2 separate regions of the Homo sapiens genome follow, and region 2 is linked to region 1. A link is an interaction called in ENCODE POLR2A ChIA-PET data of the cell type or tissue named here. Cell type or tissue: B cell. All regions are shown on one strand. Links, peaks and the distances in the headings refer to the core of each region. The heading gives the core; the rest is flanking DNA.

What was found. Peaks named below come from ENCODE experiments on the same cell type or tissue, not always from the same donor. Only the 100,000 strongest peaks of a DNase experiment are listed, where the experiment ranks them.
Region 2: POLR2A ChIA-PET joins it to region 1 with 12 read pairs; 8 of 35 experiments call an interaction of 5 or more read pairs at or near these places.

Annotation. Positions count from the first base shown.
Region 1 is chr5:177,050,121-177,058,422 of GRCh38, reverse strand. ZNF346 (zinc finger protein 346) reads right to left here. Exons shown (of 7, transcript NM_012279.4): 5 at 7,487-7,672. Among named protein-coding and RNA genes, the nearest start is that of ZNF346, 32 kb to the right of the region's middle. In B cell, for the core only: no CTCF peak of the experiment used is centred there; no DNase peak of the experiment used is centred there.
Region 2 is chr5:176,991,709-177,000,001 of GRCh38, reverse strand. The region is part of intron 1 of UIMC1 (ubiquitin interaction motif containing 1); the gene reads left to right. Among named protein-coding and RNA genes, the nearest start is that of UIMC1, 11 kb to the left of the region's middle. In B cell, for the core only: no CTCF peak of the experiment used is centred there; DNase peaks (open chromatin) are centred at 3,785 and 5,201; H3K4me3 peaks cover 1,365 bases; H3K27ac peaks cover 6,288 bases.

The sequences.
Region 1 (8,302 bases), core at 1-8,000:
CTCGGCTCACTGCAACCTCCGCCTCCCAGGTTCAAGCAATTCTCCTGCCTCAGCCTCCTGAGTAGCTGAGATTACAGGCATGCACCACTACGCCCGGCTAATTTTGTATTTTTAGTAGACACGGGGTTTCTCCATGTTGAGGCTGGTCTTGAAATCCTGACCTCAGGTGATCCGCCTGCCTCAGCCTCCCAAAGTGCTGGAATTACAGGCGTGAGCCACCGCGCCCAGCTATTTTTTTTTTTGAAATAAAAAAAGTATCGATATTCTTCAAATCCAAGTCCTCTTGAAAATCTATGACCTCAGGCTGGGCATGGTGGCTCATGCCTGTAATCCCAGCACTCTGGGAGGCTGAGGCGGCCACATCACCTGAGGTCAGGAGTCTGAGACCAGCATGGCCAACATGGTGAAACCCCGTCTCTACTAAAAATACAAAATTAGCTGGCCGTGGTGGTGCATGCCTATAATCCCAGCTACTCGGGAGGCTGAGGCAGGAGAATTGCTTGAACCCAGGAGGTGGAGGTTGCAGTAAGCCGAGATTGCGCCATTGCACTCCAGCCTGGGCATTAAGAGCGAAACTCTGTCTCAATAAATAAATAAATAAATAAATAAATAAATAAATAAATAAGAAAATCTATGACCTCAGAGTGAAGGTGTAGAACACCTGATTTTTCTTTTTTTTTTTTTTGAGACAGGGTCTCACCCCGTCGCCCAGACTGGAGTGCAGTGGCACAATCTTGGCTCACCACAATCTCCGCCTCCCAGGCTCAAGCGATTCTCCTGCCTCAGCATCCTGAGTAGTTGGGATTACAGGTGCACACCACCATGCCCAGCTAATTTTTTTGTATTTTTAGTAGAGACAGGGTTTTGCATGTTGACCAGGCTGGTGTTGAACTCCTGACCTCAAATGATCCACCCACCTCGGCCTCCCAAAGTGCTGGGATTACAGGTGTGAGCCACCACGCCCGGCTGAGAACACTGGATTTTAAAGTCATGTTATTTGGCTTGATTGCCACCTGCATCTCTAATTGATAATATACAACTTAGTTTTAGAGTCTTTATTTGTTCTACATAAGGACCAAAAAAAGAGAAAAAACTTAAAAGAAAAAGAGACACAGGTCTTTTTTTTTTGAGACAGAGTTTCACTTTTGTCACCCACGGTGTAGTGCAATAGTGCGATCTCAGTTCACTGCAACCGCCGCCTCCCGGGTTCAAGTGATTCTCCTGCTGGGATTACAGGCGCCCACCACCACACCCGGCTAATTTTTTGTATTTTTAGTGGAGATGGGGTTTCACCAGTTTGGCCAGGCCGGTCTCAAACTCCTGACCTCAGATGATCCACCCGCCTCGGCCTCCCAAAGTGCTGAGATTACAGGCGTGAGCCATCAAACCCAGCCACAGAGGTCTTTCTATAATACGTTCCTCTATGTATTTAAAAACTTGAAATAACTAGCATAAAATGAATATTCCATTCAGTAATAATTTCTTGTTTTTTATTTTTAATTTATTTTATTATACTTTAAGTTCTAGGGTACATGTGCACAACGTGCAGGTTTGTTACACACGTATACATATACCAAGTTGGTGTGCTGCATCCATTAACTAGTCATTTACATTAGGTATATCTCCTAATGCTATCCCTCCCCCCTCCCCCAACCCCATGACAGGCCTGGGTGTGTGATGTTCCCCACCCTGTGTCCAAGTGTTCTCATTGTTCAATTCCCACCTGTGAGTGAGAATATGCAGTGTTTGGTTTTCTGTCCTTGTGATAGTTTGCTCAGAATGATGGTTTCTAGCTTCATCCACGTCCCTACAAAGGACATGAACCCATCCTTTTTTATGGCTGCATAGTATTCCATGGTGTATATGTGCCACAATTTCTTAATCCAGTCTATCATTGATGGACATTTGGGTTGGTTCCAAGTCTTTGCTATTGTGAATAGTGCCGCAATAAACATACATGTGTCTTTATAGCTGTATGATTTATAATCCTTTGGGTATATACCCAGTAATGGGATGGCTGGGTCAAATGGTATTTCTAGTTCTAGATCCTTGAGGAATCGCCACACTGTCTTCCACAATGGTTGAACTAGTTTACAGTCCCACCAACAGTGTAAAAGTGTTCCTATTTCTGTACAACCTCTCCAGCACCTGTAGTTTCCTGGCTTTTTAGATTCTTTTTAGATTTTTATTTTTTTGAGATGGAGCCTTGCTCTGTCGCCCAGTGCAGTGGTGTGATCTCAGCTCACTGCAACCAGGTTCAAGAGATTCTCCTGACTCAGCCTCCTGAGTAGCTGGGACTACAAGCGCATGCCACCATGCCCGGCTAACTTTTTTTTTTTTTTTTTTTGAGACGGAGTCTGGCTTTTTTGCCCAGGCTGGAGTGCAGTGACACGATCTTGGCTCACTGCAACCTCCTCCTCCTGGGTTCAAGTGATTCTTGTGCCTCAGCCTTCAGAGTAGCTGGGATTACGGGTGCATGCCACCATGCCTGGCTAGTTTTTGTATTTTTAATAGAGACGGGGTTTCTCCTTGTTGGTCAGACTGGTCTCCAGCTCCTGACCTCAGGTGATCTGCCTGCCTCGGCCTCCCAAAGTGCTGGGATTAGAGGTGTGAGCCACTGCACCCGGCCAATTTTTGTATTTTTAGTAGAGATGGGGTTTTGCCATCTTGGCCAGGCTGGTCTCGAACTCCCGACCTCAAGTGATCCACCTATCTTGGCCTCCTAAAGTGCTGGGATTACAGGCGTGAGCCACTGTGCCTGGCCCTAGTTTTCGATTTTAATCAATAAGTTATTTCTGAGGCAGGGGGAGATACTTTGCCGGTTCAAATTAAAAAGGACTCAACAAGGCCAAATTTATGTTAAGAAATCAGAAACAGATCCTTTGGAAAAGCCTAATATTTTTCTCCTACTAGGTCTTTCTAGACTGGACACCAGGATGTTGAAAATACTGACATTACCCCTTTATTACCAAAGATATAGAGTCAATTTCCAGTTTCCACACATTTATGAAGTAACTTTCTCAAGTTCTTTTAGTGCCCAAAATTTCAGAGATAGCTATATGAAGTCTCAGAAAAATCTACATATTAGGGCCGAGTGTGGTGGGTTCGCACCTGTAATCCCAGCACTTTGGGAGGCCGAGGTAGGTGGATCACCTGAGGTCAGTAGTTTGAGACCAGCCTGGCCAACATGATGAAACTCCGTCTCTACTAAAAACACAAAAATTAGCCGAGTTTGGTGGTGGGTGTCTATAATCCCAGCTACTCAGGAGGCTGAGGCAGGAGAATTGCTTGAACCCAGGAGGCAGAGGTCGCGGTGAGCCGAGATTGCACCATTGCACTCCAGCCTGAGTGACAGAATGAGACTCTGTCTCAAAAAAAAAAAAAAAAACCTACGTATTTGTAAATGTAATATATAATAGTAATATGTAGCAAAATCTACATATTAGTAAAATTTCAATACAATTTTTTACTTTTCAGAAAGGTATCTTTACCATAAAGAACCTACTATTTCTTAATTTATAGAATCAGTTTTTACCCAGAAATCTAAGTAAATTGAATTAGTTAAGTTCACTTGAGGTCCTTCTGTTCTGGATTAATAGATTATACTATGCAATCATTACAGTAGTCCCGCCACCACTCCCCACTCAACATCTGCAGATTTGCTTTCTATGGTTTCAGTTATCTGTGGTCAACTGCAGTCCAAAAATATGAAATAAAAAATGCCGGCCAGGCACGGGGGCTCACGCCTGTAATCCCAGCACTTTGGGAGGCTGAGCTGTGTGGATCACAAGGTCAGGAGTTCAAGACCAGCCTGGCCAACATGGTGAAACCCTGTCTCTACTAAAAATAAAAAAAAATTAGCCGGGCATGGTGGTGGGCACCTGTAATCCCAGCTACACGGGAGGCTGAGGCAGGAGAATTGCTTGAAACTGGAAGGCGGAGGTTCCAGTGAGCTGAGATGGCACTGCTGCACTCCAGCCTGGGCAACAAGAGCGAAAGTCCATCTCAAAAAAACAAAATAAAAAAATAAATAAATAAATAAAAAATAGCCAGATTGGGCATGGTGGCTCATGTCTGTAATCCCAGCACTTTGGGAGGCCAAGGTGGGTGGATCGCTTGAGCCCAGGAATTCAAGACCAGCCTGGGCAACGTGGCGAGACTCTAGCTCTACAAAAAATAAAAAAGTAGCCAGGTGTGGTGGCACACACCTGTGGTTAAACAATTTGGGAGGCTGAGGTGGGAGGAATGCTTGAGTCTGGGAGGTCACGACTGCAGTGAGCCATAATTGTGCACTGCACTCCAGCCTGTGTGACAGAGAAGACCCTATCTCAAAAAAAAAAAAAAAAATTCCAGAAGTAAACAATTCATAAGTTTTTTAAAGTGCTGGCTATTCTGAGTAGCATGATGAAATCTCAAGCTATCCCATTCTACCCTGTTTAGGATGTCAATCATCCCTTTGTTCACCACACTGTATACGCTATCTGCTCATTAGTGCCTTAGCCATGTTGGTTCTCAGAGAGAAAAACACCGTATATAGAGGGTTTGGTATTATCCACCATTTCAGATATCCATGGGGGGTTTTGAAACGTATCCCCTATGGATTAGGCATGGACTAGTATATTCTAAAAACATGTTAGTATGTCACAAAATGTTAAAATATACATACATTTTGAAATGTTTTAAGAATACAGTTGGAATGCACAGTAAAAAGGCAGCAAATATTTTCTCCCAATGAATTCATAGCAAACAAGAACACATGTAAGAAAAACTCATCAAGGTCGATATTTTTTTCCCTCTCTTAACAGTATAATATTCATGAAAACTGAATTTCTTCCAGGTCTTTTAAAATTATCCTTATTGTATTAGAAATGGTCCAGTCAACTTTAAGGAATGTTCATTTTAAAACAGCATTAAAAGTACCAAAATACACAAATACTTTGGGCAAGACTTAAATGCATACTTGATAACAGCAGGCTGGGTGTAACGGCTCATGCCTGTAATCACAGCCCTTTGGGCGGCCAAGGTAGAAGGATGACTTGAACCCAAGAGCTCATGACCAGCTTAGGCAACATACAGAGACCCTGTTTTTTTTTTTTTTTTTTTTTGAGATGAAGTCTTGCTGCTCTTTTGCCAGGCTGGAGTGCAGTGGCGCGATCTTGGATCACTGCAACCTCCACCTCCCGGGTTCAAGCAATTCTCCTGCCTCAGCCTCCTAAGTAGCTGGGACTATAGGCGTGTGTCACCACGTCCAGCTAATTTTTCTATTTTCAGTAGAGACTGGGTTTCACCATATTGGCCAGGATGGTCTCGCCCTCTTGACCTTATGATCCACCTGCCTTGGCCTCCCAAAGTGTTGGGATTATAGGCGTGAGCCACTGCATCCAGCAAGAGACCCTCTTAAAAAAAAAAAAGGTAAAAACAAGGAATTCATCCTTTACCAATGAGTGGTGAATGGATCCTGCAAGTCAGCAGAAGATTTCCATGCTTTCTCTCACTCTACAGATGTTCCTTGACTTACAATGGGGTTACATCTAGATAAACTTATTACCAATTGCTGCCTAGCAGTGCAAGAGAAGTACAGTTTCTACTCAACATCTATTGCTTTCACACCATCGTAAAGTTGAAAAAAATCATAAAGCTGAACCATAGGAAGTTGGGGACCATGTGTACGTGTAGTTTTAGTAGTTTTTCTTAGTACCAGTATCTCCTTAACATAACCACAACCAAAGAATGGGGGAGGCAAAACTTTAATGTAGGGGTCTAAATTCTGCTGATAGGAAGCAACCTTTTCTCTCTCAGGGGTTCACCTTTGTGGAGGTACAAAGTAAGAACTATCAGAACATGAGATTCTGATCTAATCCGCTAAGGGTCCTTGGCCCAAATCTGGCTTGCAGACAGGTCTGACTTACACAGGGTTTAAAAATAGTTTTTTTTTTTTTTGGCTGGGCTTGGTGGCTAATGCCTCTAATCCCACCACTTTGGGAGGTCATGGCGGGTGGATCACTTGAGGTCAGGAGTTCGAGACCAACCTGGCCAACACGGTGAAACTCTTGTCTCTACTAAAAATACAAAAAAAATTAGCCGGAAATTAGCCATGTGGGGTGGCACATAACTGTAATCCCAGCTACTCAGGAGGCTGAGGCATAAGAATCGCTTGAACACAGGAGGCAGACGTTGCAGTGAGGTGAGATGGTGTCATTGTACTCCAGCCTGGGAGACAGAGTGAGACTGTCTCAAAAAAAAAAAAAAATTGTTTTTTTGATACATGTTCTCGCTCTCACTCAGGTTGGAATACAGTGGCACAATCATATCTCACTTTAGCCTTGACCTCCTGGGCTCAAGTTATCCTCCCACCTCAGCCTTCCCAAGGTGCTGGGACTACAGACATGCGCCACATGCCCAGCTAATATTTAAAATTTTTAGTAGAGATGGGATCTCACCATGTTGGCCAGGCTGGTCTTGAACTCTTAGGCTCAAGTGATCCTCCTACCTTGGCATCCCAAAGTGTTTGGATTACAGCATAAGCCACTATGCCTGGCTGGGCTTAAAAATTTTTTAATTTAGTTACACATTTAAAAATCAGAGGGGCCGGGTGCAGTGGCTCACGCCTGTAATCTCAGCACTTTGGGAGGCCGAGGCGGACGGATCACGAGGTCAGGAAATCGAGACCATCCTGCCCAACATGGTGAAACCTTGTCTCTACTAAAAATACAAAAATTAGCCGGGCGTGGTGGTGTGTGCCTGTAGCCCCAGCTACTCGGGAGGCTGAGGCAGGAAAATCGCTTGAACCCAGGAGGTGGAGGCTGCAGTGAGCTGAGATTGCGCCGCTGCACTCCAGCCTGGGTGACAGAGGGAGACTCCATCTCAAAAAACACAAACGCAAAAACAAAAACAGAGGGATTTCTATATAAATCTGGCTTTCCAGAGTCTTTTGAAAACCTGAAAGAGGGCTGGGCGCGGTGGCTCACGCCTGTAATTCTAGCACTTTGGGAGGCCGAGGTGGGCGGATCACAAGGTCAGGAGATCGAGACCATCCTGGCTAACATGGTGAAACCCCGTCTCTACTAAAAATACAAAAAAATTAGCTGGGCATGGTGTCAGGCACCTGTAGTCCCAGCTACTCAGGAGGCTGAGGCAGAAGGATGGCATGAACCTGGGAGGTGGAGCTTGCAGTAAGCCGAGATCGCGCCACTGCACTCCAGCCTGGGTGACAGAGCAAGACTCTGTCTCAAAAAAAAAAAAAAAAAAAAAAGAAAAGAAAACCTGAAAGATATGGTAACAGCTGAGTAGGAATGGCATTCACTCTTCAGCTGACCATATCCCCTTCCTGGCTCTCATTTTAATTTCTCATCTGGCTTCTGTAGCCATCTGAGTTCGCAAACCCTACTTACAAGACCTAAGGAGGAAAAGCACAACGTCAGCTGGTCCGGGTAGCCCCAGTGGCCAAACCCTGGTCCAGCTCTGGGTGTGAGCTAGGCCCCCTCACCTGGAAAGTCAGTGACAGCAGGGTCCGCCAGCCGCCCATAGCGTGCCATTAGTTTGAGCTTGGTCTCCTGTTTTCTGTGTTTCTTGCCCACATAATGTTGTTGAGCCATGACAGGGTCGTTGAAAGTTGCATGGCAGAGGCTGCAGAACTTGTCTGGGTCTATCATCTCTCTATTCTGGTGCAAGGCTAAGGTGGAGGCCACAAGGAAAGGATTTGTAAGGCGTTTTGACAGAGCTGCAGTGAGAGAGTTCAAACAGAAACAATGAAAAAACCCAGAAGGTGTCAGGCTTTTGAGTATGCTGAATAGAAAGGGCTGTGACACCAGTTAATCCTACTGCAGATGTGGCACTGCCTGTGTGAGTCACACAGGTGAATGCATTCTCTAATTGGGAAACCTGGGAAGATTTGAGGGAGCCCAAAGACTGGCTATTTCATTCAGCGGCTTTAACTACTTTAAGCCCACAAATCCTGGTGGTTCTCATATTCTTAGGAGGCCCTGAGCTTCTCCTGTCAGGCTGCCAAGTTACAATAGACTAGAGATGCACACTTGCACTCTTGCAGGGATACCTCAGTACTTCCCAGAACTTCACAGCAAGTGGGACACGAAGTTTGGGAGTTTTATTCTCATCCTTAAAGTAATACAGTTGCAGAGCTGGGAACAAATGCACAGATACAGAAATTGAGGCTTGAGTTCCTGGAGCTCATACAAGGTCATTCAGAAAAGGTAACCATACTAGGGATGCCTTTTAGGCTACATTGCATATTATAGGCTGAGTAGAGAGAAAAGAGGACCATTAACATTTAGTTATGCGTTTT
Region 2 (8,293 bases), core at 1-8,000, 58 kb after region 1:
GGGTGACAGAGCGAGACTCCATCCCAAAAAAGAAAACAAAACAACTAAAAGTAGAGCTATCGTATGATCCAGCAGTCCCACTGCTGGGTATGTATCCAAAAGAAAGGAAATCAGTATATTGAAGAGATATCTGCACTCCCAGGTTTGTTGTAGCACTATTTACAATAGCCAAGATATGGAATCAATCTGTGTCCATCAACAGATGAATGGATAAAGAAAATATGGTACTTATACATAATGGAGTACTATTCAGCCATAAAAATGAATGAGATCCTGTCATTTGTAACAACATGGGTGAAACTGGAGGTCATTATGTTAAGTGAAATAAGCCAGGCACAGAAAGACAAACATTGCATGTTCTCACTTATTTGTGGGATCTAAAAATCAAAACAGTTGAGCTAATGGAGATAGTAGAAGGATGGTTACTAGAGGTTGGGAAGGGTAGTGGGGGATGGTGGGGAGGTGGGGATGGTTAGTGGGTACCAAAAAAAAAAATAGAATCAATAAGACCCAGTATTTGATAGCACAATAGGATGACTTATAGTCAATAATAATGTAATTGTACATTTTAAAATAGTATAATTGTATTGTTTGTAACACAAGGATAAATGCTTGAGGGGATGGATACCTTATTTTGTATGATCTGACTATTACATATTGTGTACCTGTAACAAAGCATCTCATGTATCCCATAAATATATGCACCTATGTACCCACAAAAATTAAATTTAATAAAATGTATAAGACTTATATGCTAAAAACTAAAATGTATGTTAGAAAACTTAAAAATACTGCAAGATTTTTTTGAGGATTATTATTATTATTTTTTCTGAGACAGGATCTTGCTCTGTCACTCAGTCTGGAGTGACTGCAGCCTTGATCTCACGGGCACAAGTTATCTCCCACCTCAGTCTCCTGAGTAGCTGGGACTACAGGTATGCAACACCATGCCTGACTGATTTTTAATTTTTTTTTGTAGGGACGGGGTCTTGCTGTGTTGCCCAGGCTGGTCTCAAACCCCCTAGCTCAAACAGTCCTCCTGCCTTGGCCACCCAGAGTGCTGGAATTACAGGCGTGAGACACTGCACCCAGCCTGAGCATTATTTTTAAATTATAAAATGAGCGCAGACTTGTAGGAATTTTGAATAAAGGAGAAAAATACGTATACATTCACTACACTAAATTATTCCAAGGTTTGTATAATTTTTTGTTTTGTTTTGTTTTTGTTTTTTTTGAGACGGAGTTTTGCTCTTATTGCCCAGGCCAGAGTGCAATGGCATGATCTTGGCTCACCGCAACCTCCACCGCCCGGGTTCAAGCGATTCTCCTGCCTCAGCCTCCTGAGTAGCTGGGATTACAGGCATGCACCACCACGCCTGGCTAATTTTGTATTTTTAGTAGAGACAGGGTTTCTCCATGTCTGTCAGGCTGGTCTCGAACTCCTGACCTTAGGTGATCCGCCCGCCTTGGCCTCCCAAAGTGGTAGGATTACAGGCGTGAGCCACTGTACCCAGACTTTTTTTTTTTTTTTTTTTGAGACAGAGTCTTGCTCTGTCGTCCAGGCTGGAGTGCAGTGGTGGCGCAATCTCAGCTTAGTGCAACCTTTGCCTCCTGGGTTCAAGTGATTCTTGTGCCTGAGCCACTCGAGTACCTGAGATTACAGACATGTGCCACCATGCCCAGCTAATTTTTGTATTTTTAGTAGAGATGGGGTTTCACCACGTTGGCCAGGGTGGTCTCGAACTCCTGACCTCAGATGATCTGCCGAAAGTGCTGGGATTACAGGGGTGAACCACTGCAAATAAGTATTTATTGATCCCCTATCATTTGCCACAGCATTTGGTAGGTGCTGGGACTGTTTCTTCCTTGCCTTCCTTAAGGCTATAGTCCATTGAGAAAGACAGACATTTCTTTCTCGATGAAAAATCACGCAAATGAGTGTGTAATTAAAACTGTGTTAACTGATTTTGACAGGTGCATGGTACTTTGAAAATGTATAGTAGAGGTATTTGACCAATCTGGGGAGCCAAGAAAGATTTCTCTGAGAAAGTTATTCTTCTGAAGGATGAGAAGGAATTAACTAGGTGAAGGGGAATGTTGGGGAATCTTCCATTCATAAGAAGCAAGTATAGAGGCCTCATGACATTAAAGGAGTATGGCTGGGGCTTAAGAACTGTGAGAGAGCTTAGAAAGAGCAATCTGGCAGGAGGGCAGATAATACGGGACATACTTTGTAGACTATGTTAAGAGCAAAAATGTCCTAACTATAAAAATAGTGGGAAACCATTGAAATGGGTTTTTTTTTTTTTTTTTTTTTGAGACAGAGTCTCGCTCTGTTGCCCAGACTGGAGTGCAGTGGTGCAATCTCTGCTCACTGCAAGCTCCGTCTCCTGGGTTCACGGCATTCTCCTGCCTCAGCCTCCTCAGTAGCTGGGACTACAGGGGCCCGCCACCACGCCCGGCTAATTTTTTTGTAATTTTAGTAGAAACGGGGTTTCACTGTGTGAGCCAGGATGGTCTCGATCTCCTGACCTTGTGATCCGCCTGCCTCGGCCTCCCAGAGTGCGGGATTACAGGTGTGAGCCACCGTGCCCGGCCTGAAATGTTTTAAGTAGTGGAGTACTTTAAGATTTGCAGTTGAAAAGAAAACAGCTTTGGTGTGTAGAGATTGGAGGGGAACGGTGGTAAAAGTAAGGAACCCAGTTATGAGTCTGTTAAAATTGTCTACACGAGAGTTGTTGGTAGCTTGGATGGTGATAGTGGTGAAAATGAAAAGAAATGGAGAGCTTAAAGAGAGGTATAGGAGGTGAAATCAGTTGCACATAAGGATGAATTGGATATGAAAAATGAGGGAAAGAGAGTTAAAGATAACATCTTGGTTCTGTACAGGGCTGGAAGGTGTGTACTAGCTTTCAAGTCTGCCCCAACTCTTTTCTCAGGGCTCTCAAATTTGTGTGTGTGTGTGTGTGCGCACGCGTGCACATAGATCCCGCTGAGCAGGGTTATGTAGGAAGCTTGGGCCTATTGTGGTCTCTGCTGTGCATTTCAACAGCCTCTGACCATTCTGGGATATTTTGAGAGTTTATGAATCCTCCTATGGCTGTCTTATTTCATGGAGCTTCCTGATAAATCTCTGACTCATCTTCTCATTTGTTGCTTGTCTCAGGTAAGACCCAATGGCAGGCAATTGGCCACTAAGATTGGAGTAACGATACTCCACATCTCATCTGTTCCCTTCAGCTGTTGCAGTGCAGTGGTTGGTACTCATATTCTGTCCTTCCCTGGTTAAACTACTGGACTCATAGTTCAACCTGTGATTTGAACTGAGGAGTAGGGTACTGAATAGGGGAGTTGATCCTAGGTGTGAATCACAGAGACTCATGGTATTCTTACCCAAAGTTCAGTCGTTTTCATGAGTGAACATTTCTTAGTTTGTTTTATGCTTTTGGTCAGTTTCCAAGTGCTGAAATGGTTGTCTTGACTGTTTTGGGTTAGCTTTATAGTTTTCTTGAGAAGAGATTTGTCAACCTCCTTACATGGTCATGATGGTAACCACAAGTCCTTTTTTAGTTTGTTTATTGACTTAACACCACTCAGTGACTATTTTGAGTTTTCATCAAGGTATATAACTGTGTAATCACCTCCACAATCAAGATAGAGAACATTACCTCAAAAGTTACCCTCCTGCCCCTTACCAGTAATTTCTCTTCCTCTTCTGACCTGGCTCCAGGCAAATGCTGGTCTGTTTTCCTTTAACTGTTGATTAGTTTTTTTCTAGTTTCATACAGGTAGAATCATAGTTTGTAGTCTTTTAGACATTGCTTCTTTTGCTCACCATAATGTCTTTGAGATTCATCTGTGTCGTTGGATGCATCAGTAGTTTGTTCCGTTTTATTGTTGAGCAATTTTTCATTGTAGAGATAGGTCTCAATTTGTTTATTCACATGTTGATGGATATGTGGGTTATTTCCAGTTTTTGTCCCTTATGACTAAGGCTGCTATGATGAACATTCACGTCTTTATTTCTCTTGAGTAAATACCTAGGAATGAAATGGCTGGGTAATGTAGTAGATACATGCTTATTTTTTAAGAAACTCCCAAACTGTTTTCCAAAGTGGATGTACCACTTTATATTCCTTTTTTTTTTTTTTTTTTTTTGAGATGGAGTTTCACTCTTGTTGCCCAGGCTGGAGTGCAATGGCATGATCTCGGCTCACCGCAACCTCTGCCTCCCAGGTTCAAGCGATTGTCCTGCCTCAACCTCCCAAGTAGCTGGGACTACGGGCTCCTGCCACCATGCCTGGCTAATTTTTTGTGTTTGTAGTAGAGATGGGGTTTCACTGTGTTAGCCAGGATGGTCTCGATCTTTTCACCTCGTGATCCACCCGCCTTGGACTCCCAAAGTGCTAGGATTACAGGTGTGAGCCACCGTGCCTGGCCTTTTTTTTTTTTTTTTTTTTTTTTGGAGACAGAGTCTTTCTCTGTCACCCAGTCTGGAGTGCAGTGGTATGGTCTCGGCTCCTGAGTTCAAGCAATTCAATTCTCCTACCCCAGCCTCCTGAGTAACTGGAATTACAGGTGCATGTCACCACACCCAGCTAATTTTTGCATTTTTAGTAAAGACGGGGTTTCACTGTGTTGGCCAGGCTGGTCTCAAATCCTTGTCCTCAAGCAATCTGCCTATCTCGACCTCCCAAAGTGCTGGGATTACAAGTGTGAGCCACCATGCCCAGCCCACAAGTTGTCATTTCATCTGTTGATGGAATCTGGGTTGTCTTTGGTGTTTGACATTATGGAAAGAGCTGCTATGAACATACATATACAAGTTTTTGGGTGGTAATGTTTTCATTTCTACTGAGTAATTAATAGTAGTGGAATTGAAGCAAAGTTAAAAAGAGAAAAACAAGTTTTCCTGTACTTGGCTGACTCACTCCAAGGCCAGCAATAGGCAGGGCCCTGGCAGAGCCTTGATAACACTATCTGAAAAGCCAGAGCCCAAAGGAATGAGCTCCAGATACTCTCCCAGCACACTGCCCCCCACACCCCGCCCCAGAGTGAGGATAAGAAAAGAAAACAAATTCCTTTCTCATAACTATTTCTACAAATACCTGTGTTTCACAAGTTTTGTAAGTTCCTGTTTTCCCTACTGTGCAGCTGCATGATCACAAGCTATGCCTGCGTTGCGAGACCTGTCGCAATTTAATTAACTGCCTTTGTTCTGCTTCTGTAAGCCTGCTTGCCTGCCCCATGAGTTTCGCACTGTCACATTCCCACCGCACCATTCAAACTAGCCAACTCCCTTTCAGAAGTGTGTATAAAAGTCAAGCCCTGTCTTTGTTGAGGGCTCAGCCTTTGGATGTTAATCTGCTGGGCTGGTGGCCACCTAAAGAAAATCCTCCTGTTCCACGCATTGGTCTCTCCAGTCTCCAGATTCCTGCAACAGAATGACTGGCTTACATGACAGTTATACTTTTTTTTTTTTTTTTTTTTTAAAGAAACTGCCAGTTTTCCAAAGTGGTTATGCCATTTTACATTCCCATTAGCAGTATATGAGAGGTTCATTATATTCTGCATTCCTGCCCACATTTGTATTGTCACTATTTTCAATTTTAGCCATTCTAATGGATATACAGTGTTAGGCCATTGTAAATTTAATTTGTAATTTCTTGATGAATAATGATATTGAATATCTGTTTGTTTTTCCTTATTGGCCTTTAGTATATCTGCTTTTGTGAAGTTTGTTAATATCGCTTGCTTCTTTTAAATATTGGTTTGTCTTTTTTTATTTTTTCTTTTGAGATAGGGTCTCAGTGTGTTGTTCAGGCTGGAGTGTAATTTTTGGAATCCACCTAGAGATGTAAAGTGACATAGCCAGCCTCCCAGTGTTTATGTGTTTAATAAGCATGTTTATGCTGCATTACCCAAGTGTTTTTTACTATTTCATCCTTTTCACACTTTGATTTTTGTATACTTTCTTCTTTTTTTTTTTTTTTGAGATAGAGTTTCACTCTTGTTACCCAGGCTGGACTGCAGTGGTGTGATCTTGGCTCACTGCAACCTCTGCTTCCTGAGTGCAAGCAGTTCTCCTGCCTCAGCCTCCCAAGTAGCTGGGACTACAAGTGCCTGCCACCATTCCCAGCTAATTTTTGTATTTTTAGTAGAGACGGGGTTTCACCATGTTGACCAGGCTGGTCTCAAACTCCTGACCTCAGGTGATCCTCCTGCCTCAGCCTCCCAATGTGGTGGGATTACAGGCGTGAGCCACCGCGCCTGGCAGATTTTTGTATGTTTTCCAGTACACAAAATACATACATTAGTATTCATATAGTTAAAAAAGTAAATATACATATGTTGTGGTTGTGCCTTACAAATTATCAGTAGAGATACTTTATAATTATTAGACTTTAAGTCTTTAAGTTCTGGGGTACATGTGCAGAACGTACAGGTTTTTTATATAGGTATATTCGTGCCATGATGATTAGATATATTTTTAAAAGGTAAGAAAATATTTGTGCCTGGGCATGGAGGCTCACATCTGTAATCCCAGCACTTTGGGAGACCTGGGTGGGAGGATCACTTGAGCCCAGGAGTTCGAGACCAGTCTGGGCAATGTAGTGAGACCTTGTCTCTACAAAAAATAAAAAGTAAATTAGCTGGGTGTGGTGGCACATGCCTGTGGTCCTAGCTACTTGGGAGGTTGAGATGGAAGAATTGCTTGAGTCTAGGAGGTTGAGATTGTGGTGAGCCGTGTTGGCCTCATAAAGTGCTGGGATTACAGCATGAGCCACTGCACCCGGCCAAGAATTTTTTTTTTTTTTTTTGAGATGGAGTCTTGCTCTGTTGCCCAGGCTGGAGTGCAGTGGCACAGTCTTGGCTCAACCCCTGTCTCTGGGGTTCAAATGATTCTCATGCCTCAGCCTCCCCAGTAGCTGGGATTATAGGTGCACACCACCATGCCCAGCTGATTTTTGTATTTTTAGTAGAGATGGGGTTTCGCCATGTTGGCCATGCTGGTCTCCAACTCCTGATCTCAGGTGATCCACCTGCCTCAGCCTCCCAAAGTGCTGGGATTACAGGCGTGAGCCAACATTTCTGGCCCAATAATTGTTTGTATATTCTGGATACAAGTCTTTTGCAAGATAAATGTATTGCACATATTTTCTTCCATTCTATGGTGGCTTTTTGTTTTCTTTTTTGATACGGGGTCTTACTCTGTTGCCTAGGCTGGAGTGCAGTAGCATGACCACATCTCATTGCAGCTTTGACCTCCCTGGTTCAGGTGATTCTTCCACTTCAGCCTTCTGAGTAGCTGGAACTACAGGTGTGTGCCACCATACCCAGCTAATTAAAAAAAATTTTTTTTTTTTTATAGAGACAAGGCCTTGCTATTTTGCCCAGATTGTCATTCTGTGGCTTCTTAATGGTCTTTTTTTAAAGAGCAGAAGTTTTAAATTTCAATAAAGTCAAATTTATCAATTTAAAAAATTTCTTTATGTCCTAAGAAAGCTTTATTTACTTAGTCACCTTTTTTTTTTTTTAAACTGAGACAGGGTCTCACTATGTTGCTGAGGCTCGTCTTGAACGCTTGAGTTCTAGTGATCCTTCTGCCTTGGCTCCCCAAAGTGCTGGGATTACAGGCATGTGCCACTATTCCTGGCCAAATCTTGATAGTTCTACACTCTTTTGGGTCTTTCGCTCCTTTGAGAATTCAATAAAAAATATAAAAATTTTTCCAAGGAAGATACAGAAAAAACCAATTTTACACACAATTTTAGTTAATCCCCTGAAGCCAATCTATAGATTCTTTAAGGGCTTTTGGATTGACAGGTTAAGAACTCTTGGCTGGCAGTTCTCTAAGTATTAATCTATCTCTTCTTTTGAGATGAGGTCTCACTCTGTTGCCCAGGCTAGAGTGCAGTGGCGCCATCATGGCTCAATGCAGCCTCCACCTCCCTAGGCTCAGGTGATCATGCCACTTTAGCCTCTCAAGTAGCTGGGACTATAGGTGTGCACCACCACACCTGGCTAATTTTTAAAATTTTTTTGTAGAGGTGGGGTCTTTCTTTTTTTGAAACGGAGTCTCGCTCTGTCTCACAGGCTGGAGTGCAGTGACACAATCTCGGCTCACTGCAAGCTCTGCCTCCCAGGTTCACGCCATTCTCCTGCCTCAGCCTCCCGAGTAGATGGGACTACAGTTGCCTGCCACCACGCCCGGCGAATTTTTTGTATTTTTAGTAGACTTGGGGTTTCACCGTGTTAGCCAGGATGGTTTCGATCTCCTGACCTCGTGATC